Linked DNA regions of Homo sapiens: regions 2, 3, 4, 5 and 6 are each linked to region 1. Evidence: chromatin loops called from intact Hi-C (ENCODE). Cell type or tissue: mammary epithelial cell. All regions are shown on one strand. Region 1 has its middle 8.2 kb from the start of TBC1D7-LOC100130357. Region 2 has its middle 52 kb from the start of LINC02530. Region 3 has its middle 36 kb from the start of SIRT5. Region 4 overlaps GFOD1 (Gfo/Idh/MocA-like oxidoreductase domain containing 1). Region 5 overlaps GFOD1 (Gfo/Idh/MocA-like oxidoreductase domain containing 1). Region 6 holds the start of LOC105374933 (a long non-coding RNA gene).

Region 1 (4,000 bases):
TTTTTTGTAGAGACTGGGTTTCTCTATGTTGCCCAGGCTGGTCTTGAACTCCTGAGCTCAAGTAATCTGCCTGCCTTGGCTTCCCAAATGCTGGGATTACAGGTGTGAGCCACCTCACCCCACCCTCAATGGCGACTTCTGACTTGCAGCTTGTTGAAAATCAAGTATTGATTTGTATGAGTGAATGGAATAAATCAATGTGGAAGCCTGGCCTAGTACAGGGACTTCAGGATCATTTGCTGTATCAAATGTGTATGCAAAAGGTGCAGCAGTCATATCTAAGAGCAGGGTTTTGTTTTGGTTTTCTTTTAGAAAAAGTATTCCTTATTCCATTTGCTTCTTTTTAATTTTGTGCTTTTCCTGTACTCATCGCAGTGACGTAGCCCAAGTCCTCCCGCGAGAGTTGTCAAGACTGTCCCTCCTCAAGTTCCTCTTCTCCCATTCCTCCCTCTCTGCCACTTTCTCCCTCTTTATTGTATTTTAATCTTGACAATCAGTGAAGCTGTTGGAGGATTTAGAGGAGCAACCCTCCATGTCTTAATAATTGTGCTGGGTTTCGTTTCCCCTGTGAAAGGAACTATCTAAAATCCTCTAGACTTTTACATGTGTGTTATAAACTCAACTGCAGTGCTTCTTGAGCAATCCTGTGGGCAAGGAACTAGCCACAAGTTACTAGAAAAACCAAATGAAAAAGACATATAAAATACAAGCTCATAATGAGATTCAACAGACATAAAATGAATCTGTCAAACTGCTATCAAAGTATCTAAATGCTCTCGATTTCTGTACTTATCTCACAGGCCCCTGACCAACAGCTCATGGACAGCACCAGAGAGGGGACCGCACTTGAAAGAGCACTGCTCCAGCAAAGTATGTTGTTCACGCCTTACAGTGTTTTGGTTTAAAAGAAGAGATGAAGACTGGGTGCAGTGGCTCGTGACTGTAATCCCAGCACTTTGGGAGGCTGAGGCGGGTGGATCACCTGAGGTCAGGAGTTCAAGACAAGCCTGGCCAACATGGTGAAACTCTGTCTCTACTAAAAATACAAAAATTAGCTGGGCATGGTGGCGGGCAGCTGTAATCCCAGCTACTCAGGAGGCTGAGACAGGAGAATAACTTGAACCTGGGAGGCAGAGGTTGCAGTCAGCCAAGATTGCACCATTGCAATCCAGCCTGGGCGACAGAGCGAGGATCTGTCTCAAAAAAAAAAAAAAAAAGAAGAGATGAAAACACGCATAAATTCTTCACCTTTCCCCAAAATCTAAATAAGCTAACAAAAACTCTCTGTGCACCAGAGAGCATGTGTGCACGTATACACACTCGAATAACAAAACTTTGTAGACAGGTAATACAGTGGAAGGGTTAATTAAACCAATGGACTCAGGAGCCAGATAGCAACCATTTATAAGTTGCTTCCACTTAAACTCATTTACAATAAAATGTGGATGGTAATAATAATGCCAGATTCTTAAGACAATTAAATGGCATAATATGCATGCAGCTCTTAGAAGAATAGGCACTCAATGCCTTTAATTCTTCTTCTTTTTTTTTTTTCTGGAGACAAGTCTCGCTCTGTCACCCAGGCTGGAGTGCAGTGGCACCATGTCAGCTCACTGCAACCTCCGCCTCCTGGGTTCAAGCAATTCTCCTGCCTCAGCCTCCTGAGCAGCTGGGACTACAGGCATACGCCGCTATGCCCGGCGAATTTTTTGCATTTTTAGTAGAGACGGGGTTTCACCGTGTTGCCCAGGTTGATCTCGAACTCCTGACCTCAGACAATCCGCCCGCCTCGGCCTCCCAAAGTGCTAGGATTACAGGCGTGAGCCACCGTGCTAGGCCTATTATTATTCTTTTTGCTTCGTGGAATAAGGCGATCCCTGTTGCTTTGCTCAGTATTTCCATCTGGAAGGTGTAGATGAAACTGCGGTTTACTTGGCAAGCCAGGGCCAGTCGTCTCTTCCCCAGCATCTGGAAACATCTACCGTCAGTGGGTGGAGGCAGAATCCCAAACCTCATAAAGGAATGAAGTTTCCCTTAACTCGGTGTGAGGAGTATCCCAACCGTCTACTGCTGCTGCCCTCTGCTGCTGCCATTGAGAATTACACCAAGCCGAGTTTCTGCCACAAGACCAGCAAAATCTAACCTCATCTGGGGGGAATTAGCAATATAGGTTGAGTATCCCGTATCTAAAATGCTTGCGACAAAGTGTGTCTTGGATTTGGGATTTTTTAAGATTTTGGATTATTTGTGTATACACAGTGAGTTATCTTGGGGATGAGACCCAAGTCTAAACATGAAATTCATTTATGTTTCATATACACCTTGTCCACATAGCCTGAAGGTAATTTTATATAATATTTTAAATAATTTTGTGCATGAAACAAAGTTTTGGCTATGTTTTGACTGCAACCCATTGCATGAGGTCAGGTGTAATATTTTCCACTGGTGACATCATGTCAGTGCTCAAAAAGTTTTGGATTTTGTAGCATTTCAGATTTCCAATTTTCAGATTAGGGGTGCTCAACCTGTATGGACTTTGTTTAGGATTTCATTGAATATCCCAGAATTCATTTTTCACAGTGACTTTAACATAATAGCACTGCATTTTTATAATCTATAACTATTTCTGGACATTTTCATGGAATATTTTTTATTTTCCTTTAAAAAAAATTCTATTATTATTTTACAGACAGTCTTGTTTTGTCACCCAGGCTGAAGTGTTAGTGGCACAAGCATAGCTCACTGTAACCTGGAACTCCTGGGCTCAAGCAATCCTCCTGCCTCAGCCTCCCAAGCAGCTGGGACTACAGCCATGTAACCAACCACCATACCCAGCTAAATTTTTTATTTTTTGTAGAGACAGAGTCTCTGTTGTTCAGGCTGATCTCAAACTCCTGGCTTCAAGTGATCCTCCCACCTTGGCCTCCCAAAGCATGCTGGGATGAGCCACTATGCCTGGACATCAAACGTTGCTCTATGTTACCTCAAGCAGGCTTCTGAACATGGCCAATTCTCTCCTTTTTTTTTTTTTTTTTTTGAGACGGAGTCTCGCTCTGTCGCCCAGGCTGGAATGCAGTGGCGCGATCTCTGCTCACTGCAAGCTCCGCCTCCCAGGTTCACACCATTCTCCTGCCTCAGACTCCCAAGTAGCTGGGACTACAGGCACCCGCCACCACGCCCGGCTAATTTTTTGTATTTTTAGTAGAAACAGGGTTTCACCATTTTAGCCGGGATGGTCTCGATCTCCTGACCTTGTGATCCGCCCGCCTTGGCCTCCCAAAGTGCTGGGATAACAGGCATGAGCCACCGCGCCCGGCATGGCCAATTCTCAAAGCTACTCTTCTCTGACTTTCTCATTTTGGTTTTCTGTACCCCAGTTTCCCAGAGACTTAAGGCCCCCAGTAGCTGTGACCTCTCTTTTTTCAAGTCCTCTCAGTGGCTCAAACCAACCCCTCCCACCCTCTGCAAAAGCTTTTAGCACCTCGAGAGAGGCACTCCTGCCTCCAAGCCTCTCCCTTTTACAGGTCATGGAAATCCATTGTTCAAAGGCTCTCTCTGCTCTGAGTCATCTCTCCACAGCCCATGCTTGGCCCACGCTCCTTGGGCCTCCTGCAACCCACCCTGCCAGCTCCAAGCCTTATCTCTCATGACCCCAACACAGCTGCCAGGCTGGCTCCCATCATCCACATACACATTGTCATTTCCTGCCTTTGCGTTTTAGTGATTGCTCTTTCTTGTGTTGAAAAGGCACTCTTTTCTATAAAAATTATTCACTGCACAGCTCAAATGCTATTTCCTATATAGTGCCTTCTCTAAACACTCCAGGGAGTACCTTAACTTCTATGACATTTCTTGTGTCTTACCTGGGTTGCGCTTATCAAATGCATTGTTACTTGGGCATATTTCTTCTTAAAATTTTTTCTACTATCATATGACCCAGCAATCCACTACTGGGTATATATCCACAGAAATGGAAACCAGTATGCTGAAGAGCTGTCTG
Region 2 (4,000 bases), 700 kb after region 1:
TGGGGGCATATAATTTATTGTTAGAATAAAGAATGCCAGAATAAACTTTTCGTATATATTCTTTGACTAAGCTTCCAGTAATTTCCAGAGCCATATTACTAGTCAAAGGGTATTACATTTTTTTATTATACTTTAAGTTCTGGGGTACATGTGCAGTACATGCAGGTTTGTTACATAGGTATACACGTGCCATGGTGGTTTGCTGCACCCATCAACCCGTCATTTACATCAGGTATTTCTCATAATGCTATCCCTCCCCTAGCCCCCCACCCCCCGACAGGCCCTGGTGTGTGATGTTCCCCTCCCTGTCTCCTTGCTATGCTTTGTAAAATTTTTTCCTAGAATGATGATCTATTTCTACTAACCATATGTAAAGCACGACTTTGATCTTTGCCATATCCTAAGCATAATTGCTAATTACTGAATTAGTCTTTTCTCATTTGAACAAAGGTCATTTTAATTTGCATTTTTTTCTATAAGTAATTAGATTACATTTTTTCTTAAAATATGTTTATAGTTACTTATGTTTCTATAAATTCTGTTCAGGCACCACGTCCATTTTTTTTCTGTCATAATTTTATTAATTTTGAGACAGAGTCTGGCTCTGTCACCCAAGGTGGAGTGCAGTGGCACAATCACAGTTCACTGTAGCCTTGACCTTCTGGATTCAAGAGATCCTCCCATTTGTGCCTCCCAAAGTGCTGGGATTACAGGTATGAGCCACCATGCCTGACCCAGTATTTTATTTTTAATAGATATATGTGCTTCCTTATCTCTTAAGGACATCACTGTTTGTGGGTCATATTGGTTTTAAATATTTTTCTCAGATTTTTTTTCCTGGTATTTTGGTTGTTCAGACCAAATTTAACAATTAAAATACCAAAAATTTCTATTTTTGTGTAGTCAATTTTTAATTTGAATTCTGCTTTTCAAGATGTTAGCAACCAAACTATACAGGAATTTGAAAATTTTCTGTATTAAGCACAAGGCAGTATGATTATTCCATATATGAAACCATAAAAGAAAAATAGACTGGACTCTACTAGAAAGGAAAACATGGAGAAACTTTTACCTGCCTCAGCCTTGCAACAAATAACATATATAATCTACCTTAAAATAAGAAATACGTAATAGTTGAAGGAAAGTAAAATACAGAAAAGAGAGCGCATGAGGTGGTGTTTTGGCATATGCCACTTCTTATAGGCAAGGAGTATAGATATGGAGTTGGTGGTTAAGGTTATGATACATGTTTAAGATTGGATACTTAAAAGCTTACCTGCCTGGGTCTTAGGGAGCTACTGGTAGTGTGTATACATGGACCTCACTCATAGTCAAGAATATTTGGACATTGCTCACATGACTCTTCCTAAGATATTGGTATAAGAATAAGAACCTGAATTTCAGAGAGTATTGACTAAACCATAATGTAAGGTTCGAGCAATCAGGTGGTTTTCACAGGCCACGTAGTGTTGTCCAAGGGTTTGAGGTGATGTGAATGAAGTTTTTTGCGTTAGAGAATCAGTGACCACAGAGGTCTTTCTAATCTGTGTGTGAGCACCGCCTGCTGGCCACCACAGGGAAAATTGACCCTGGGAAGCTGTTTCACGGAGAAGCATTGGTGCCTAGACAGGGTATCACAGTCTTTAAAGAAGTTTGGCCATATGCAAATTACAGTGATGATTCACTGTGGTATGCAAATTACAGTGATGACTCACTATGGAAAGAGATTTTTTGCTTTCAAAGTGTCTTGGAATGTGAGACTTTGAGAATTATCTTTCTAAAGGGAGCGAGTGTGGAAAAGTTATTCTAATGTGCTGTTTGTAGGAGAGTAGGTTGGTTTAATCTTCAGGAAGTGCATTTTGGCAATGTGTGCCAAAAAATTAAATTGAACTACCAAATCCTACTTTTAGGAATTTATCCTAAACAAGTAGTAAAAAAAATTAGCGAAGATAATTGCAAGGGTTCTTTTTTTTCCCAAAGTAATATTATAGTGGCGAAAAAAATGTATTCCATTGTGAAGTAAAGAGACTGTTTATGTAAACTATGGTTTGGCCACCTAATGGAATACTATGTTGCCATAAAAAGGATGTATGTATTTTGATATATATCAATATGGCAAGGTATCTATAGTATATCATTAGGTGATAAAATGCATGTCCATTAAACTTCATGTACTGTATCATGAGCTCTGGAGTCAAACGGCCTTGTTTCAAATTCTGGCTTCTCCACTTGCTGTCATATGAGTTTGGGCAATCTGACCTTTTCTGTCCTCAATTTTTTTATCTCTAAATAGGAAATTTATTGATAGTACATACTTTATAAGGTGGCTTTAAATATGAAAAAGGAATTCAAATAAAGGGCTAAAGCTCACTACACCTAAAAAAAAGTCAATTCTTTTGATTGTATCTTTGTGCTCATAAAATATATTCCCACTTATGTTTCTATCCAGGAACAGAAGTAAAGAATAAATCAACATAATGGGGCTATTTATCTCATAGTGTTGTAATTAAAGGTAATTTTTAAAATATTTTCTTTATACCATTTTATATATTTTAGTTTATACTTTTAATATGTATCACATATAAAACTTAAAATAATCAAAGCTATTTTCTATACAAAAAAAGAAAAGCAGCCTTCTTACTGCAGGAACAGTAAGGCATCATTAACAACATACTTTTTGAACTGAAAATGAATTGAATTTGAAATTTCAGATCATATTTAGAGCTTCATAATCGGTTTGGCCAGGTGGTGTTAGTAGTCACTGAAATTTACAGATGAAAGCATGAATCCTGAATACCCAGATAGAGTTCAAATTTTTCTCAAATGAAATATCTATAAAAGCTGGGAAACAAACTAAATTCCCCAAAGGAATGCTTTTCTCATAATCTCCATGATTTAAGCAAAAGTAGGGCAAGTACTACTGATGTGCATATAATCATAATAATGACTTTGAAATCTGATTTAATGCTACAGAATGTTCCTTTTTTGTCATATATCATCCATGGAGAGGAAAAGATAAAGGAAGAGAAGGAAAGAGGCCATATATGATCGTTTTTGAAGTGCTACCTAAATTATCTGATTTTTATTCTTAATGGATTCTTATTTGAAGTTTGATGTCAGTGAATGTTGAAATAAGAAATTATCTTAATATCACATTTCCAAAGTTCCATTTGTGTTTCTCTACAGGGTTCTATTTAATGATACTTGTTTGCAAATCTCAGTGTCTGCACATTGCCCCATACTCAAAATAGACAGCAGGGGGCAATTTCTTTCAGGATTGCCCTTTCTAAAATCTTTGTGTTGTTACAACCAGAAGAAGAACCCAGCCATAAAAATATTGACGAACCGATGTATGAGTTTCACAGTTGGGCTTATATGAGTATTAAAGTTCATGGTGGAACATGGACATTTAACCACGTGCAAGGATTTATTTTGTTTCAGATCAAGAAAATTATCTTGACTTTTCAGATAAGATGGGAAGATGACTACAACACAGTCATCTAATACTCTTTTTCCCCAAATTCCTTCAAAATAAGAAAGAAAAAACCCGCATGGCCATTGGAAAGTAGGAAAGGCACTATCGAATTTGCACTAGCTTTGGAGAATTTATTGGAGAGGTGGTGAGATGAACCCAGATTGATGAAAGTTCTAGAGTGACTCACAGCACTCCTCCTGTACAAGAGCCGTGCTCCTGGAAAGGAGGGGAGGAGATTCTGCCAGACCCAGGCTAACATCCAAAACTAATCAAGCAAGAGCTGGAGATAAGCAAGGCCTGTTTTGTAAGATTTGGACCCCACCAGTTAAGCTCCGTTGTGGAATGTGAAATGTCAAAGAGACATCAACTCACATGTCAACAGCAGTTGATTTATACTGACTGCATGCTTGTGTTGAGAAGAATTTAATGCTGTGACTGGGCTGAGCAGTAGGGTTGCCAGATAAAATACAAAATGCCCAGACAAATTTGAATTTCAAATAAACAACACATACTTGTTTAAGTATA
Region 3 (4,000 bases), 200 kb before region 1:
AAAATAAATCCGTTTGTCATAAGCTATCACCTCTCTGCCTCTCCCTTTTCCACTCCCAACCCTAAGCAACCAGTAATCTACTTTCTGTCTCTATAACTTTCCCTGTTTAGGATATTCATGCAGATTAAATCTTATAGTATGTGGTCTTTTGTGACAGGCTTCTTTCACTTGGCATAATATTTTTAAGGTTCATCCTTGTTGAAGCATGTATCGACATTTTATTCCTTTTTATAGTGGAATGATATTCCATGCCTCATTTTGGTTCTCCATTTGTCCATGTGTAACCCTGGACAATTGGGTTGTTTTCATCTTTTGGCTATTACAAATAATGCTGCTGTAAACATTCTTTTTGTGAGATGGAATTTCACCTTGTAGCCCATGCTGGAGTGCAGTGGCATGATCTCGGCTCACTGCAACCTCCGCCTCCTAGGTTCAGGCAATTCTCCTGCCTCAGCCTCCTGAGTAGCTGGAATTACAGGCGCCCGCCACCATGCCCGGCTAATTTTTGTATTTTTAGTAGAGACGGGGTTTCATCGTGTTAGCCAGGCTGGTCTTGAACCCTTGACCTCAGGTGATCCACCTGCCTCGGCCTCCCAAAGTGCTGGGACTACAGGCATGAGCCACTGCACCCGGCCCTGTAAACATTCTTGTACAAGTTTCTGTGTGGACAGATGGTTTTATTTCTCTTAGATATATATCTAGAAGTGGAATTGCTGGGTCATATAGTAACTCTTGTTTAATTGGTTGAGGAACTACCATCTGTTTTCTAAAGCAGCTGCACCATTTTACATTCCTACCAGCAGTGTGCAAATGTCTAATTTCTCTACATCTTGCTAACACTTGTTATTGTCTGCCATTTTAAAAATCATAATCATCCTAGTGTGTGTGAAGTATTATCGTGGTTTTGATTTGCATTTCCTTGGTGTCTAGTGATGCTGAGCATTTTGTCATGTGCTTTTTGGCCACTTGTATATCTTCTTTGAGGAAGAGTGTATTCAGATATTTTACCCATTTCTGATTGGATTGTCTTCATAAGAGTTCTTTAAATATCCTAGATGCAAGTCCCTTATCAGATGTATGATTTGCAAACATTTTCTCCCATTCTGTGGGTTATCTTTTCACTTTACTGGTGGTGTCCTTTGAAACATAAAAGCTTTTAATTTTGATGAAATGTAATTTATCTATTTTTTTCTTTTGTTTTTCATGATTTTGTTGTCATATCTAAGAATCTTTTGCCACATCTAAGGTCATGAAGATCTACCTCTATTTTCTTCCAAGGGTTTTATAGCTCTTGCTCTTACATTTAGGTCTTCGACCCATTTTGAGTTAATTTTTTGGAGATGGTTTGGGTAGAGGATCCAACTCCATTCTTTTGCATGTAGCTATCCTGTTATCTCCACACCATTTGTTGAAAAGACTGCCCTTTTCCCATTGAACGATCTCAGCACCCTTGTCAAAAATCAATTAACCATGGGTATATGGATTTACTTCTGGACTCTATTCTATTCCATTGATTTATGCATGTTTCCGTGTGCCAGCACCACATTGTCTTGATTACCCTTTCTGCTTAAATGTTGTTACAGTATTTCATCAAATGCATTGTGATCTTGCAGATGTTAAAGTGTAAAAAGGAAGGATCAGTGTTTCTTGTATCCCAATGCCTGAGATGTTAAGGTCTTAGGATTGATTAAACGCATGTGTCTGGGAAAACTTTCTTTATCCCGATAGACTAGATTAATCCTCTGCTCTGTGTCCCTGTTTCACCCAGGACTCATCACAGCATTTATCATACTATTGTGACTGTTCCTCTTAAAGCCAGCGGTTCTCAAAGTGTGGCCCACAGACCAGCAGTATCACCCTCACTTGGGAACTTGTTAGACATGCAAATTCTCAGACCCCCACCCCAGCCCACTGAATCAGATACTCTGGAGGAGGGGCCCAGCCATGTGTATTTTATCAAGGCCTCTGAGTGAATCTGACACACACCGAGGTTTGAGAGCCCCTTGATTCAGAAGGTCTGTGAGGGTAGAAAGCACACCTATCTGCCCACCATTGTGTCCCTAGCACTTGGCATGGTGCCTGGTATGGATTAACAATCAATAAATGTTGAATAAATAAATAAATGAACGAAGTGCCGTGACTTGCCCAAGGTCATATGGACAGTAGGTGAAAGCTGAGAGCTACATCACCTCTTTCTGTCTTGGTTGCCGGGCTTATGGTGTGAGGTTGACAGGAATATCCTAATTCATTCAACAAGCATTTGTTAAAGAATTACTGCGTTCTCAACATTTTGCAAAATTTGGCCAAATGCTCTAGCTTTGGTAATAAAATGTGAGGCATCAGTAGATAACTTTGTAGGATCATTAGAAGCACTTCAGGTTCAGAAAGAATTGGGGAAAGTTAGACTTTATTAAACAGCAGGGGGAGCTTTGTGAAGAAGAAAGCAGCCCATGTTGTAGGGCAAGCCAACCCAGCATAAGGACACTTATTTATTTAAGAATAAATTGGTTCAAAGCCGCTTTTACACTCAATTCCTATAGACACACCCTTCTTCCTATTGGATTTCATTATCTGGACATTCTCTTTACACAGGCTTAATAAAATCACTCTTAAGATAACAACAAAGCTTTAAAGAACATATTTGTGAAAAAAACAACAATATTCTAATATTCTGAAATAATAAAAAATTCAGCTAATCACAAAATAAATGCATGTCACTGGGGTTATATATGTTTTATATTAGGCATATTATGCCTAATAGTTTTAAGTTCTAATGAGGCAAAAAAGGTGAAAGGTTAACTAAACAAAGGACATTGTTCTCCTTGATTTTTGAATGGTTATATGGATTCTGAGGATGTGTTTTCATAATTATTAGAACATCGATGCTTTTCTTTTAAATCTTTGAGAGTATTTAAAGTGCATTCTAAACAATGTTTGGCACAGTAGTAGGAAACCACTCCTGTAAATTTTATTAGATTGCTTTGGGAAGGTACAGGTTATCAGAACAGAGGAAACCGAGTTATGCAGAAGACAAAACACACTGTTTATGGCCAACTTCTGCATCCCCACAAAACACACTGTTTATGGCCAACTTCTGCATCCCCACAGAGTCTCATTACTAAGCAAAAGCCTTCCTCAATCATCCAACTTTAATTTTATAACACTGTTTTAATAGAAATCCACATTGTATCCTGCTTTATTGGAAGTGGGTCTCATTTTGATGGAGCCAGTCCTTTGCACAAGGTTTCCCCTGAAACCTCCTGAGACTTTTATCAGTGTGCAAAGGAGACAACCTACAGCTGTTTTGTGTGAATTGGCTGCTGTTAAAACAAGACAGGCAATAAAAAGAGAAGGCAAATTTAAAGCTGTAAAGCAAAGACTTTGAAATCAGAGTGCAGTGCCAGCCAGTCATTCTGGAAATATTTTAATCATTCAATAAGAAAAAAAGGTTTTCTCTAGAGTGGATGATTCTACAAAATTTTTCAACTATAAGCTTTCAACTTCAATGGAGATGGAACAAATGAGTGGATTTATTAGTCATATGACTTCAAACAAGTTATTTAGCCCATCCATGCCTCAGTTTCCTGATTTTTAGAATGGGGATAGTAATCAATAGCACTTACCTTGCAAGCTGGTTGCGAGGGCCGCACATGTACAGAGCTTGGCAGAAAGCCTGGCAAACATTCACCGTCCAGTAGATGTTTGCCACTATGTGCAATTGTTTTCTTTGATGCTCATGTTCACAATCTCTTATCTGCATTTCCCAAATCCAAAAAAAGCTCTGCAAACCCCAAACTTGCTGGTACGATCTGTTCTGAATTGACAGGAGGCTGATGGGAGGCTTTTTTTTTTAAATACCATTTGGGATAAATTTTATATGTTTTGTAGTACAGATATTAATGTATTTACCCTTCTAAAATCCAAAATGTTCTAAATTCCAAGCCACTCTAGCCCCAGGGGTTTCAAATATATGATTTAGGGCCTATTTCTACAAGATGCC
Region 4 (4,000 bases), 71 kb before region 1:
GCCCATCTCGGGCTTCCAAAGTGTTGGGATTACAGGCGTGAGCCACCGTGCCCGGCTGCAATTCAGTTTCTTTCTTATCTGTTAAGTTCAAATAGTGGAATCCTCTTTATTAAATAAACTATGTGTTATACTCCCTTTAAATTATTTCTGCTTGTAAATCTATCCTTCCTACTATCTCTCTGTGCATAAAGACGTAACTAAAATTGCAGTCCCCTAATCTCATGATGGTTACTTGACGGATGGTGGGTTTGGAGGCATTTCATTTTCTTCTTAGGATTTGTCTCTTTTATTTCATTGTTTTTTTCCTTCCTTCCTTCCTTCCTTCCTTCCTCTGTCTCTTTCTCTCTTTCTCTCTCTCTCTTTCTCTCCTTCCTTCCTTTCTTCCTTCCTTCCTTTCTTCCTTCCTTCCTCTCTGTCTCTCTATCTTTCCCTCTCTCTCTCTCTTTCTCTCTTTCTCTCCTTCCTTCCTTCCTCTCTCTCTCTTTCCTTCTTTCTCTTTCTTTCTTTCTTTCTCTCTCTCTCTCTCTTTCCTTTCTTTCTTTCCTCTCTTTCTTTCTTTCTTTCTTTCTTTCTTTCTTTCTTTCTTTCTTTCTTTCTTTCTTTCTTTCCTTTCTGATGGAGTCTCACTCTGTCACCCAGGCTGGAGGGCAATGGCACAATCTCAGCTCACTGCAACCTCCACCTCCCTGGTTCAAGCAATTGTCCTGCCTCAGCCTTGCAAGTACTTGGGATTACAGGCACATGCCACCATACCTGGCTAATTTTGTATTTTTAGTAGAGAGGGGGTTTCACCATGTTAGCCAGGCTGGTATCAAACTCCTGACCTCAAAGTGATCCACCCACCTCCACCTCCCAAAGTGCTGGGATTACAGGCGTGAGCCACCACACTGGCCTGTGTTAATTTTTAGAAAATGAACTGTCATTTTTCTAAAAACAATGGAGTAATTCCAAGATAAGCGACTATAGAAGTGAACAAATCTATCAGCCTGACTATTCTCTTAACAAAGCTGTGTTACCCGGGTGAGCACAGAGTACCTTCGGACATGAAATCGCTAAAGGTAGAGGGGCCCGGGCATCAGGTGATCTCCTGTTCATTAACTCTTCTGTTTGCTCCTGGCTGGATTTTATTTTGACTCACTGGCCTACTTTCCTCAGGTCCTGAGTTGTTCACCTGAGCTCCTCATTATCTTTTCTCCCTGCCAGGTCACATGGGGAGGTCCTTGCAGGCAGACATTTTTGCTAGAAAAGCAGCCATCAGTAGAAAAGCTATTCTCGCTTCACAATTAATGCTGTTTTTTAAGCAAAATGTGCCCCTCCTCAAAGTTCCACTGGAAACCATAAGGAGGAACAAGGGGAAGCTTCTACCTCACTGCCCAAGATAAGGAGCTTGCTATATTGTGCGGAAAATTGAGTTAGGCAAAGCGAGGCAATTGGAACTAGGTCCTGCTCTAAGAAGGAAAGGAAATTAACCTTTGCCTGCCATAGTCTGGCCCAAGGCCACATTCAATTGTGTTCTGATCAGGCAGAGGCTATTGCCTGAGCTGGAGAGAGAAGGTGTCACTTCATAAAGACTCTATGTGGAGGATAGATGCTACCGTGGCCGGGCTCTCAGCCACGTTCTTCTGCAGTATGCAGTAGGGAAGGGCACATTTCTCACATGCCTTCACCAGATTATAGTTTTCTGGGAGCAAAGCCAAGTGCTCCCACCTTTGGGTGCTGACCCAAGAAGAGATATTCTGTGAACTTCTGCTCTTTGGTTGGGCAATCTCCGAGAGTCAGTTGGTTGGGTGAGTACAGGGAGGAGGGTGGTTGAGATGGAGTCACCCTATTTATTTCATCACCGTCTACATTAAACAAAGGGTTTGTGTTTGCAATTCTCTTCTGATGAAATCCAGTGGCTCAAGAAAAGCCATCTGACTGAGGCCTATTGTAATAGCTGATCCTCTGAGCCCCATTTGATCTTAACTTTACTCCAAGTTTGCTACATAGAAACTCAGAACTGGGCAGAAGATGACATTTGCACAAAACCCCATTCCCGCTTTTGATTCAAAGATAAGCCCTTTGAACTTGGCCATCTCAGGCAATTTTCTCGGCCATTGTAACAGGGTGTTTTGAAGACACTCCCTAGAGACATAACAAAGGGCTCTATTTTAATGTCATCCTTTATTCCAACTGTCTGGGCCATTCTGGTCAAGGAGTGCTGCTCTGTGCCAGCCTGGGAGTAGGCAGCATACAGAAGAAAATGGGGACAAAGAAAGGCAAGGAGGAAGATGTAGTCTTTGAGGCCCGGGAGCTGGTAGGGGTGTAAGATTCTTCATCAATAAGAAAAGTAGGAAGAGCTGAGGCTGACTTTTCAATGTGAAAGCCAAATGGTGGGGTCATCTATTTTAAGGGTATCCTCCTTTCTTCTCTTCAGCAAATAGATCCCAAGCATACAATTTCAGCTGCAGTAACCCAGATCCAAAATAAAAAGTTCTTCCTCCCATAGCAGTCGCTCTGTAAGCAGTCTGGCAGCTCTATAGTGTTTGGGATCCAGGATCCTCTGTCTTGGCGCCACCATCCCTAGAGTATTGTCTTTGCCTTCATGGCCCAATATAGCCTTATGCTTGTCACACAGGAAAAGGGAAATGGAGGGTGCACCATGGAAAGTTTACACAGCTCTTCCATTCACATCCCATTGGCCAGAACTTAGTCACATGGCCACACTTAATGGCAAGGGAGACTGGGAAATGGAGTTTTTTATTCTTGGCAACCATGGGTCCAGCTGAAATGAGTGGTTCTGCTGCTGGAGAAGGAGAGAACTGACAAGGGCAGAGGAAGGACAGCCAGAGGTCTTTATATTTGCTATCACACTGTGTACAAAATGCCAACATGGGGATAAACACAGGCAGCCAACCAGAACAGGACTGTCAAAGAAGGCCTCCCAATCACCTACTGTCAGACACTTTAAAGGCCCAATGGATGAGAGTCCACTTTCTTAAACCCCAGTTTCAGCTGGACCTTTATTTCCCCTTCTTTGTCAGGGAAATTGAATTTAGAAGTTGAGGTTTGATGAGCTACTCTAGATCTTTGCACTTAGCATCAAGTAAGGAGATGGAAAATATTCCTGGAAGCATGAATTTAAAGCAAATAGAATTCTTCTCTTCTCACTCTCGATTGTGCTCTCGCTCTCTTCTTTCTGCCCTCCCCTCCCGTCTGTTTAGGATTAAGGAGTTGTACAGTCCTAACGTGAATACAGGCGCCCTTTCTGAAGCCGTGTTACCTTGTATTTGTAGAGCGCTTGCAGGCTTTGCACAAGCTGTCCTTCAGAGGGTTTCAGGGCAGGGGCCAGGGGAGGAGGGGTGCTACAGAAAGCTCTTATGTAATGTGGTAAACAAACAGCAAACGGCGTTTCATTTTCCATTAGCCAGAGAGGCATTTTATTTCCACTAGAAATGGGAGCAGACGTGAAAGCAATTAGTGTTAGTGGGTTTATAGTGACGTCCCTGGAGCCAGCAAAATCCTGGGGCCAGATGTCTGTACTTTACTGGTTCCTTGTTCCGAGAACATTTGTGGGTTCTTTCCACCCCTGCCCATCTCCACCTCCTGCCAAAAGGACCCAAAATATAACAGTTGGGAGAACATAATATTCCCTGAATAGCAGAGGCGGGAGGCCTGTTCTTTAGAGATAGAGGATGCTGCCTCAGAAGTTGGGGTGGGGAGGCCAAGAGTGAAAGGAAGATCCTTGCCAATGTCCCCAGGCTCCTCCTGGCCCTGGAACCCTTCAAGCCACTGATGAGTTGAGGCTGGGGCTTGCGAGTATCTCTCAGGAGTGGCAATGTCTCAATCCCGTCTTTTATGCTTCTTTGTTCACTTTATCTTCAACTCTGCCCTATCCCACCCACAATACACATATAGTGGGAAAGACAGAAGGAGAAACAGCAGCAAAAATAGAAGCTGTGAATGTCCTCCCCTCCTCCTGTATGCTGGAATAATATGATCTAAGTTTCATTCCATCTCA
Region 5 (4,000 bases), 62 kb before region 1:
AAATGTTCATCTGCATGTAAGACATGAGTCTGACTAGGGTCCAAGCAGAGCTTAAAAGTGGAAAAAGATTCTCCCACTTTTATGTATTTTTCCATCAGCAGCACTTCATTCTGACGAAATGTGTGCTCTTTTGATCACTATCTGCTTCGAATTACTCCTAAATTAAATTGTTCAAAAAGGATAAACTCGAAACGGAGGTTCTACCTGGTCTTGTATCAGCATTTTCCTGATCCCTGCTAAGAAAGTGAGCCTCATAACAGGAGGAATGGGACATCTGAAATATGTTTTTATGGAGTATGGCCAGGCACTAACCCATCAGCACAGAGGTGCCTAGGAGCTGGAGTGGGATCTTGGTGGCTTCCGCAGTGGTAACCACCAACTCTTCAAGTTGCTGAGCTTTGGAGAGATGGGGAGGATTCCTGGATAATAGAGAGATATTCAGGCATTTCAGGGCAGTGGCTATTTACTAACTGATAAATAGATATTTTAACATTTATCCCACCCCCAATGTGACTGCCATTGTGTGCTGGCTGAATCCCTGCCCGGTCCTGCATGTCTTAGTGTATTGGCCTGCACTATGTCTATTTTAGAGCTTTTGCCATCCAGGAAGTCTTTATTTTCTCTTCAATATATCAGGAGGCCAGAGGCCTCTTAAAAAAAAAAAATCAGAATCCCCACAGTTGTATAGATTAAAACAGCTTCTCAGTAACTGTGTGACCACGTGGAGGATCTTAGGAGAAAGAAATGATGTATTGGCTTCCCCAAAAGGGAGCACCCCTCAGAGACATCAGATCACCCTTCTCCTTCTCCCTGCTACTTTTGTTGAGGTAATTTACATGCAATAAAATGTACCTATTTTAAATGTATAGCTTTGTGAGTTTTGGTAAATGTATATACCTGTGCAATGCCACTGCAATTTCAAGATATGGAAATTTCCAATCATTCCGGATAGTTGCCTTAGTTGACTTTTTGGTGCATTCTCTACCCTCCCAGCCTCAGCCCCTGTCCCAGCCCCAGTAACCACTGCTGTGCTTTCTGCCCTGATAGCTCACTTTGCCTGTTTTACAATTGCAGATAAATAGAATGTCTGCATCCTTTTGCCTCTGGCTTCTTTTCACTCCGCATACCGGTTTTGAGATTTCTTCATATTGTTGCATGTCTCAGTAGTTCATTTATCTTTACTGCTGAGTAGTATTCTATTTTATGAAGGTATCACAATTTATTTATCTATTCAGCTGCTGTTGGATGTTGAGTCATTGCCAGTTTTTGGCAATTATAAATACAACTGCAACAAACATTCACATTTGGTTCTTTTGTGTAGATATATGTTTTCATTTCTCTTTGGTAAATTTCTAGGAGTGGAATTGCTGGGCTTTAGAGTAAGCCTTTGTTTTACTTTATTAAAAATCTGTCTTGCTGGGTGCCGTGGCTTGCACCTGTAATTCCAGAACTTTGGGAGGCCGAGGCGGGCCAATCACTTGAGTCCAGGAGTTCGAGACCAGTCTGGGAAACATGGAAAAACTGTCCCTACATGCCACCCCTCCCTCCCCCACCACCAAAATTAATCCAGGCTTGGTGGTATGCTCCTGGAAGCTGAGGTGAGAGAATCACCTGAGTCCGCGAGGTTAAGGCTGAAGTGAGCTTTGATTGCGCCACTGCACTCCAGCCTGGGTAACATAGTGAGACCCTGTCTCAGAACAAAACAAAACAACAAAATCTGTTTTCCAAAGTAGTAAAGTGCTTGTCTAGCTCCTGCCTTTTAAATGCCCAGTGTTACTGTAACTGGCTCATGATTTGTGCTAGAAAAAATAACAACGAGTCAAATCAACTGGTGTCTGTGGCGTCCTTGTCAATAGAGAGCTTTCAAAAGCAGCTGAGCCCCTGGATGTCCCTCCCTACCTCCTGTTCTGGGATGCTGCCCCGTGGTGGCCATTGACTGGTCTGAGCCCTGACCTGAGGGAAAGTGGAGTCGCCATTTATTGAGAAGCCCGGGAGGCTGAGCAGGCGGCAGTGAGGTGCTGATGGCTCAACAGAGCCTCTTTCTGCCTGCAGGCAGCTGGGATCCTAAATTACCTCCTTTCTGAGTCCAGGAAAGCCCATTAATCAAAACTAAACACCCGATGTGAGCTCCTTGGACGCTGCATTTGTGCACTGGGGTGCACATTCTGGGTTAAATATACAAAATAGGTGTTTAAGGACAGAGGAGCAACTTTTTTTGAAACAATTTTTTATTCAGGTAAATTTACATACTGTGAAATAAGCAGATAGTAAGTGTATACTTTAATGAGCTTTGCTAAATGCGTACACTCAAATCACCACCAATCAAGATTTGGAACATTTCAAAAGGATAAACTCGAAACGGAGGTTCTACCTGGTCTTGTATCAGCATTTTCCTGATCCCTGCTAAGGAAGTGAGCCTCGTAACAGATCCAAGTTAGGTGTCTGTGAATGCTGTTAACAGTAATAACTGACTAATGTGCAAGGTATGTACATACCTGATCTCATTTAATCCTCAGAACAGCCCTATGAGGTAATAGTTCTCATTTCCATTTTGAAGATGAGGAAGCCGAGGCTCAGAGCAGTAACTGACATTGTACATAACATAATATACGGTATAGTACAGTAACTGACATGAAACAGCTCGTGCTGGCAGCCCCTGGAGTCAAACCCAGCGGCAGAGGCTCCAGGTTTGCACTTTCCCCTATACACAGCTTCTCAGACTTCCTTCTGCAATAGCAGTTAAGGACAGGGCAAAGAAGATGCATACTTTGGAAGATAGAGGGAGTATCTGGGGATGTGGCCCATAGTCGGAAAAGTCTTCTTTTAAAAATTAATGCAAAATTTGTTTTCAGTTCCAAATGTGACAGTGTTTATTTTCATATAAAATATGTTTCATTTGCAAAGGTTTGCCCCTGCCCCCATTCAAATTGTTAGTAATAGAATGTGCCGGGATAATGCCACGTGGGCTGTGTGTTATTCCGGGTATGCCCACTGCAAGACATCACCATCTTCTGCTCATTCCTAAGACTGAATTGGTACTTGGCCAAATATTTGTCCTGTTCCCCACCCTGCTCTCCTGTTTTGCATTGGCTTCTAAAGTGGAAGCAGGTGGAGGCAAATATCTGCCCTCCCAGGTGGTATCAGTGCCTTCTGTTCTCCCCAGTGGGCCGGCCCCTGGGTTTTATGATACAAGGCTGGGCCTCCACCCTTCCAGGTTATGGCAGAGGCTGCCCCAGAGATGCCAGAGGGCCTGGAGGTGAAAGAGGAAGTGAAAAGTGAAGATGCAGATCACTTTCTCACGGCAGGCCCGAGTCCTCAGATGGAGAGACAAGGGGCCTGAGCTGGACACCACTTTTCATTTCGAGGGTGGCTTCACATTTGGATCTTTTGTGTAGATATTTGTTTTCATTTCTCTTTGGTAAATTTCTAGGAGTGGAATTGCCGGGCTTTAGAGTAAGGCTTTGTTTTACTTTATTAAGAATCTGTCTTGCTGGGCGCCATGGCTTGCACCTGTAATCCCAGCACTTTGGGAGGCCGAGGCGGGCCAATCACTTGAGTCCAGGAGTTCGAGACCACTGTGGGCACCCACAATGGGTCTGCTCCTGCTCCCTAAGCAAAGGTTCTGGGTGCTCTTGTCCCTTCTCTGAGCACTGTTTCCAACATCTGGCCTCTCTGTGGCTCTGAAGGTGTCGGTCACTGCACACCTGTGATCACCACCACTCAGGAAGCCCTACCTTCCTCCTGGGAGGTAAATATCCCTTCCTCTGACTTGAAACATCCCCAGGTATATGAGTTTCCCTTGCTGTTGTAATAAATTGTCACAAATTTAGTGGCTTAAAACAATACAGATTATTCTCTTCACAGTTGTAGAGGTAGAAAGTCTAAATTCAGTGTGCTGGCAGGGCCGTGTTCCTGCTGGAAGCTTCTGGAAAGAATCCATACCCTTGCCTTTTCCAGCTTCTAGAAGCTGCCTGTATACCTTGGCTCATGACCCCTTTCT
Region 6 (4,000 bases), 110 kb after region 1:
CTTCTCTTTCGCTCTCTCTTTCTCTTTCCTTCTTTCTCTTTCCTTCTTTCTTTCTCTTTCCTTCTTTCTTTCTCTCTTTCCTTCTTTCTTTTCCCTTCCTTCCTTCCTTCTTTCCTTCCTCCCTCCCTCCCTCCTCCTCTTTCGCTCTTTCTCTTTCCTTCTTTCTTTCTCTTTCCTTCTTTCTTTCTCTCTTTCCTTCTTTCTTTTCCCTTCCTTCCTTCTTCCTTCCTTCCTTCCTTCCTTCCTTCCTTCCTTCCTTCCTTTCTCTCTCTCTCTCTTTCTTTCTTTCCTTCTCTCTCTCTCTCTCTCTGTCACCTGGGCTGGAGTGCAGTGGCACAATAATGGCTCACTGCAGCCTTGACCTCCTGTGCTCAAGCCATCCTCTTGCCTTAACCTCCCATGTAGCCGGGACCACAGGCATGTGCCACCACATCTCGCTAATTTTTGATTTTATGTAGAGATGGGGTTTTACTTTGTTGCTCAGGCTGGCCTCAAACTCCTGGGCTCAAACAGTCTGCCCACTTTGGCCACCCAATGTATTAGGACTACCGGTGTGAGCCACCGTGCCTGGCCAGATGATGGAGGCTTTTCTACAGATGATTATTCTCCCTGGAAACCTGCCTCTCAATTTCTCCCTGAACCTTGAATCAAGTGAATTTTCCAAGATTTGGATAAATAAAGGAGAGGGCACTATAGAAACAACCTTGGAGACAAAATGGGATGTTTTCCATTGTCTCTTCCTTTTTTTTTTTTTTTTTTTTTGAGACAGAGTCTTGCTCTGTCACACAGGCTGGGGTGCAATGGTGTGATCTCGGCTCACTGGAACCTACACCTCCCAGATTCAAGCAATCCTCCTGCCTCAGCCTCCCGAGTAGCTGGGACTACAGGCCACCATGCCTGACTAATTTTTGCATTTTTAGTAGAGATGGGGTTTCACCATGTTGGCCAGGCTGGTCTTGAACTCCTGACCTCATGTGATCCACCTGCCTCGGCCTCCCAAAGTGCTGGGATTACAGGCATAAGCTACTGCGCCCGGCCGAGACTGAATTCTTTTGCTAGAACCTGGAGAGCTAAAGGCCCACTGCCAGGGAGGCAGAGGGTGCCGCTGTCCTACCTGGTGAGCTTGGTGCCAATCTGTTGCCTCAGCTCCAGCCGCTCCTCATCCGTCTGCCTGGGAAGGATGTTCTTTTCTTCCAGCTCTCGCTTGGAGGGCCTGTTGCTGAGTTTGATGGCTAAGGAGTCCTTCCTGCAGACCTTCATGGCCAGGGAGCCTGTAGGAGACAGAAATGAGTCAATTAAGGCTTACATATCTGCCTGGGCTCCCACAGGGCCAACCCTGGGTCATAAGATACAAGGCAGGAAGGAAGTCATCAAGGTTTTAACACCTGAAAGTGGTTAATGCCTCAGTTCCTAGAGTTCCTGCCATTGCCACACACTCTACCCCTAGCACTGTGTGGGGCACATGGACAGCACATGGGGAACCTGTGATTGGGTCTCTGCTCTCCAGGAATGTCTAGCACGCAGGCAACATCACAAAGGAGGGCAGGACTGGCTGTGGGGTGCAGTGGACTGCAAAGGGGGAGATAGGACAGAGGCTTTTAGCAACTAGGGGAAGTTTCACGAGGAGGAGGGGCTGACACCTGAAGCAGAGATGAGAGTCCAACAGGCAGCAGGTGGGCGGGGATCTGTGTCTGCAGAAGTTCAGCGGTGAAGGCTACACCAGGAAATCTCAAGAGACAGAAAAGATCAACTACACTGGAGCTGGGGGGACGTGAAGGAGAAAAAAGGTAGGCGGACAAAGTGGGGCTGGTTGGGGGTGGGAGTGGAGGTGAGGGCTTTGAAACACGCAATATCCTGGGATGGGTTTTTTCTTTTCAACCCCAGCATTTCTGAGCAGCTGAGGCAGGGCTTCCCTACATCTGATATAAATCAGTGGTTCTCAACCAGTGGTGATTTTGCTCCCCAGGGAACACCTGGCAAAATCCCAAGGCATTTTTTGGTTGTCAAAACTAAGGTGGCAGGCAGAGGGTGCTACTGGCATCTAGCGGACAGAGGCCAGGGATGCCTGTAAACATCCCACAGTGTACAGGACGGCCCCACACCAAAGAATTATCTGGTCCCAAATGCCGGGAGTGCTGAGGTTGAGAAACCTCTGTATAAAACATTTAATTCTCTGGATACTGAACAGCAAACAGGGGCTGAGCAGCTGCTCCTTCCATTCATGGATCATTGAGGTCTCTGGCTGCCCTGTGTGGTTCTTTCCTTGACATCACTTGGATCCCTTCATAGCTCACCAGGTCTTACTTGGAGCCAGCTATTTGAAGCCTGGTAAGTAGAGAGCGAGAGAAAACGCCAGCAGGCAACAAGTCTGAGGATGGCTTTGGGCTTGATTGAGTAGTGCTTTTCTTCTTTCTTCCTCCACTAGTTTTAGAACATGAGCTTCAGAATGTGACAGAGCCCGCATCAAACCCCAGCGTTGCCCCTTAGCAGACGTGAGGCCCTGGGCCAGCGCCTTGTCTCTCCATTTTCTGCCCTTATCTGTAAAATGAGGCAATAGTGTCCATGCCTCAGGGTTGTTGTGAGATGTAGGTGAGAGATTAAAACCGTAGCCCATTGTCAGGCACACAGTACATGTTCAATGCATGGTTGCTATTCTCATAAGTTCATTTATTAAAAAGTTGGCCAAATATCAGGCTGTACTCACGTAACTAAAATTTATTTACTGTTCATGGCCAGAGTGATAGGTTTTGAACTTTGCTTTCTTCATTTCTTCTCTTGTCTCTTAGCACATTTAAAGGTCATAAATAAGAAATTTAAATTGAGGCCTTCTAAAGTTGCTGAGGTATGCTTAAAAAGTGAATTTGTTGCATACACAGTGAGTAGTATTTGAGTGTTTGCTAGACAGGGACAGAGTTTTAAACTTCTTAAAGTTTTTTTTGGGTGGGGGAGAAGTTGCATCCTAAGAGAAGCAACAAAGAAGCCACTTAAAGAGGTAGGAGGTGGCAGTAATTTTTAGAGCTAGGAGGGAATTTAAGGAGGGCATTTAGAGGACATTTACCCTCTCCTCTTACTGATGTAGGAACTGAGGCCCCAACAGGTAGACTAAGCTGCCCTACGACCCAGGACCAGTCAACACCAGAGCAGGGATTAGAACCCAGACTGCTGGGCTGCTGGGTCCACTCTCTGCTGTCTTTCCACAATAGCATGCTTCCCCACCCCTGGTGATGAGTTAAGATGAACGCACTGGTGTATAATGAGCTGTCGTCGTCTTCGTCCTCCTCCTCTTCCTCCTCTTCTCTTGTATACAGGCAAGAAGAGTCTTCGTAGTCTGACTCATGAGGCACATTTTCTTTATTGTCATCACATTCAATCACAACAGTTGGCACTTGTCTTATTTCTGGAAGGCCCATAGGTCCTGCTTTGGTGACCCCATCACCCGAGTGCAACCCAGAGCTGTGGTAAGAAGTGGAACAGGGGACCCGCTGCTCAGAGCTGTTTAAAGACAAGGAGGAAAGAGGAAATTCACTTTGGCTAACGTGCTATATAAATGCATCAAAACCATTTTAAAACTCAGTTGCCCAGTCCTAAGAGACAAAGGGTCTACTGGGCAAGTAAAGTTCCATTGCTCATCTTACAGGGAATCACTTTAAGACGGCACGGTGTCCTGATGGGAATAGTGGCTAAGATGGCACGGTTTCCTGATGGGAATAGTGGTTAAGATGGCATGGTTTCCTGATGGGAATAGTGGCGTGGGATAGGAAATAATAAATCCGGCTCCTCGTGGGTGGTGTGATGGTTGCACAATGATGTGAACGTACTTAATGCCATTGAACTGTATGCTTTAGAATGGTTAAGATGGCAAATTTTATGTTATCTGTATTTACCATAATTAAAAAAAATTAAAAGCAAGGGTAAAGGATTAATTTGATAGTGAAGCTACAGATTCAGGAGAGAAAGATAATAATTGAGGTTCTAGTTTTCTAAAGCTACACAGGGCGAC

Evidence for each region. Hi-C counts contacts between places; a loop is a spot of excess contacts. Peaks named below come from ENCODE experiments on the same cell type or tissue, not always from the same donor. Only the 100,000 strongest peaks of a DNase experiment are listed, where the experiment ranks them.
Region 2: it touches region 1 in a loop (6-fold over the local background); 9 of 110 quality-filtered maps call a loop at or near these places.
Region 3: it touches region 1 in a loop (14-fold over the local background); 96 of 110 quality-filtered maps call a loop at or near these places.
Region 4: a loop joins it to region 1, with 7 times the contacts of the local background. A loop is called at or near these places in 16 of 110 quality-filtered maps.
Region 5: it touches region 1 in a loop (5-fold over the local background); 23 of 110 quality-filtered maps call a loop at or near these places.
Region 6: a loop joins it to region 1, with 2.4 times the contacts of the local background. A loop is called at or near these places in 12 of 110 quality-filtered maps.

The regions. Positions count from the first base shown.
Region 1 is chr6:13,334,751-13,338,750 of GRCh38, reverse strand. No RefSeq gene overlaps it. Among named protein-coding and RNA genes, the nearest start is that of TBC1D7-LOC100130357, 8.2 kb to the right of the region's middle. RefSeq lists a silencer at 555-664. In mammary epithelial cell, a CTCF peak has its summit at 2,080 (motif pointing left); a DNase peak (open chromatin) is centred at 1,980; H3K27ac peaks cover 607 bases.
Region 2 is chr6:12,635,788-12,639,787 of GRCh38, reverse strand. No RefSeq gene overlaps it. Among named protein-coding and RNA genes, the nearest start is that of LINC02530, 52 kb to the right of the region's middle. RefSeq lists a silencer at 1,482-1,541. In mammary epithelial cell, a CTCF peak has its summit at 1,573 (motif pointing left); a DNase peak (open chromatin) is centred at 1,637.
Region 3 is chr6:13,536,696-13,540,695 of GRCh38, reverse strand. No RefSeq gene overlaps it. Among named protein-coding and RNA genes, the nearest start is that of SIRT5, 36 kb to the left of the region's middle. In mammary epithelial cell, a CTCF peak has its summit at 2,419 (motif pointing right); no DNase peak of the experiment used is centred here.
Region 4 is chr6:13,405,697-13,409,696 of GRCh38, reverse strand. All of the region lies in intron 1 of GFOD1 (Gfo/Idh/MocA-like oxidoreductase domain containing 1), which reads left to right. Among named protein-coding and RNA genes, the nearest start is that of GFOD1-AS1, 79 kb to the left of the region's middle. RefSeq lists a silencer at 3,544-3,744. In mammary epithelial cell, no CTCF peak of the experiment used is centred here; a DNase peak (open chromatin) is centred at 1,796; H3K27ac peaks cover 2,013 bases.
Region 5 is chr6:13,396,727-13,400,726 of GRCh38, reverse strand. All of the region lies in intron 1 of GFOD1 (Gfo/Idh/MocA-like oxidoreductase domain containing 1), which reads left to right. Among named protein-coding and RNA genes, the nearest start is that of TBC1D7-LOC100130357, 70 kb to the right of the region's middle. In mammary epithelial cell, no CTCF peak of the experiment used is centred here; a DNase peak (open chromatin) is centred at 2,486.
Region 6 is chr6:13,227,308-13,231,307 of GRCh38, reverse strand. It overlaps PHACTR1 (phosphatase and actin regulator 1), which reads right to left. Exons shown (of 15, transcript NM_030948.6): 9 at 3,245-3,492; 10 at 1,115-1,271. LOC105374933 (a long non-coding RNA gene) reads left to right here and starts at 1,335. Exons shown (of 4, transcript XR_007059456.1): 1 at 1,335-1,787; 2 at 2,189-4,000. RefSeq lists a silencer at 1,717-1,806 and an enhancer at 1,977-2,036. In mammary epithelial cell, a CTCF peak has its summit at 2,020 (motif pointing left); no DNase peak of the experiment used is centred here.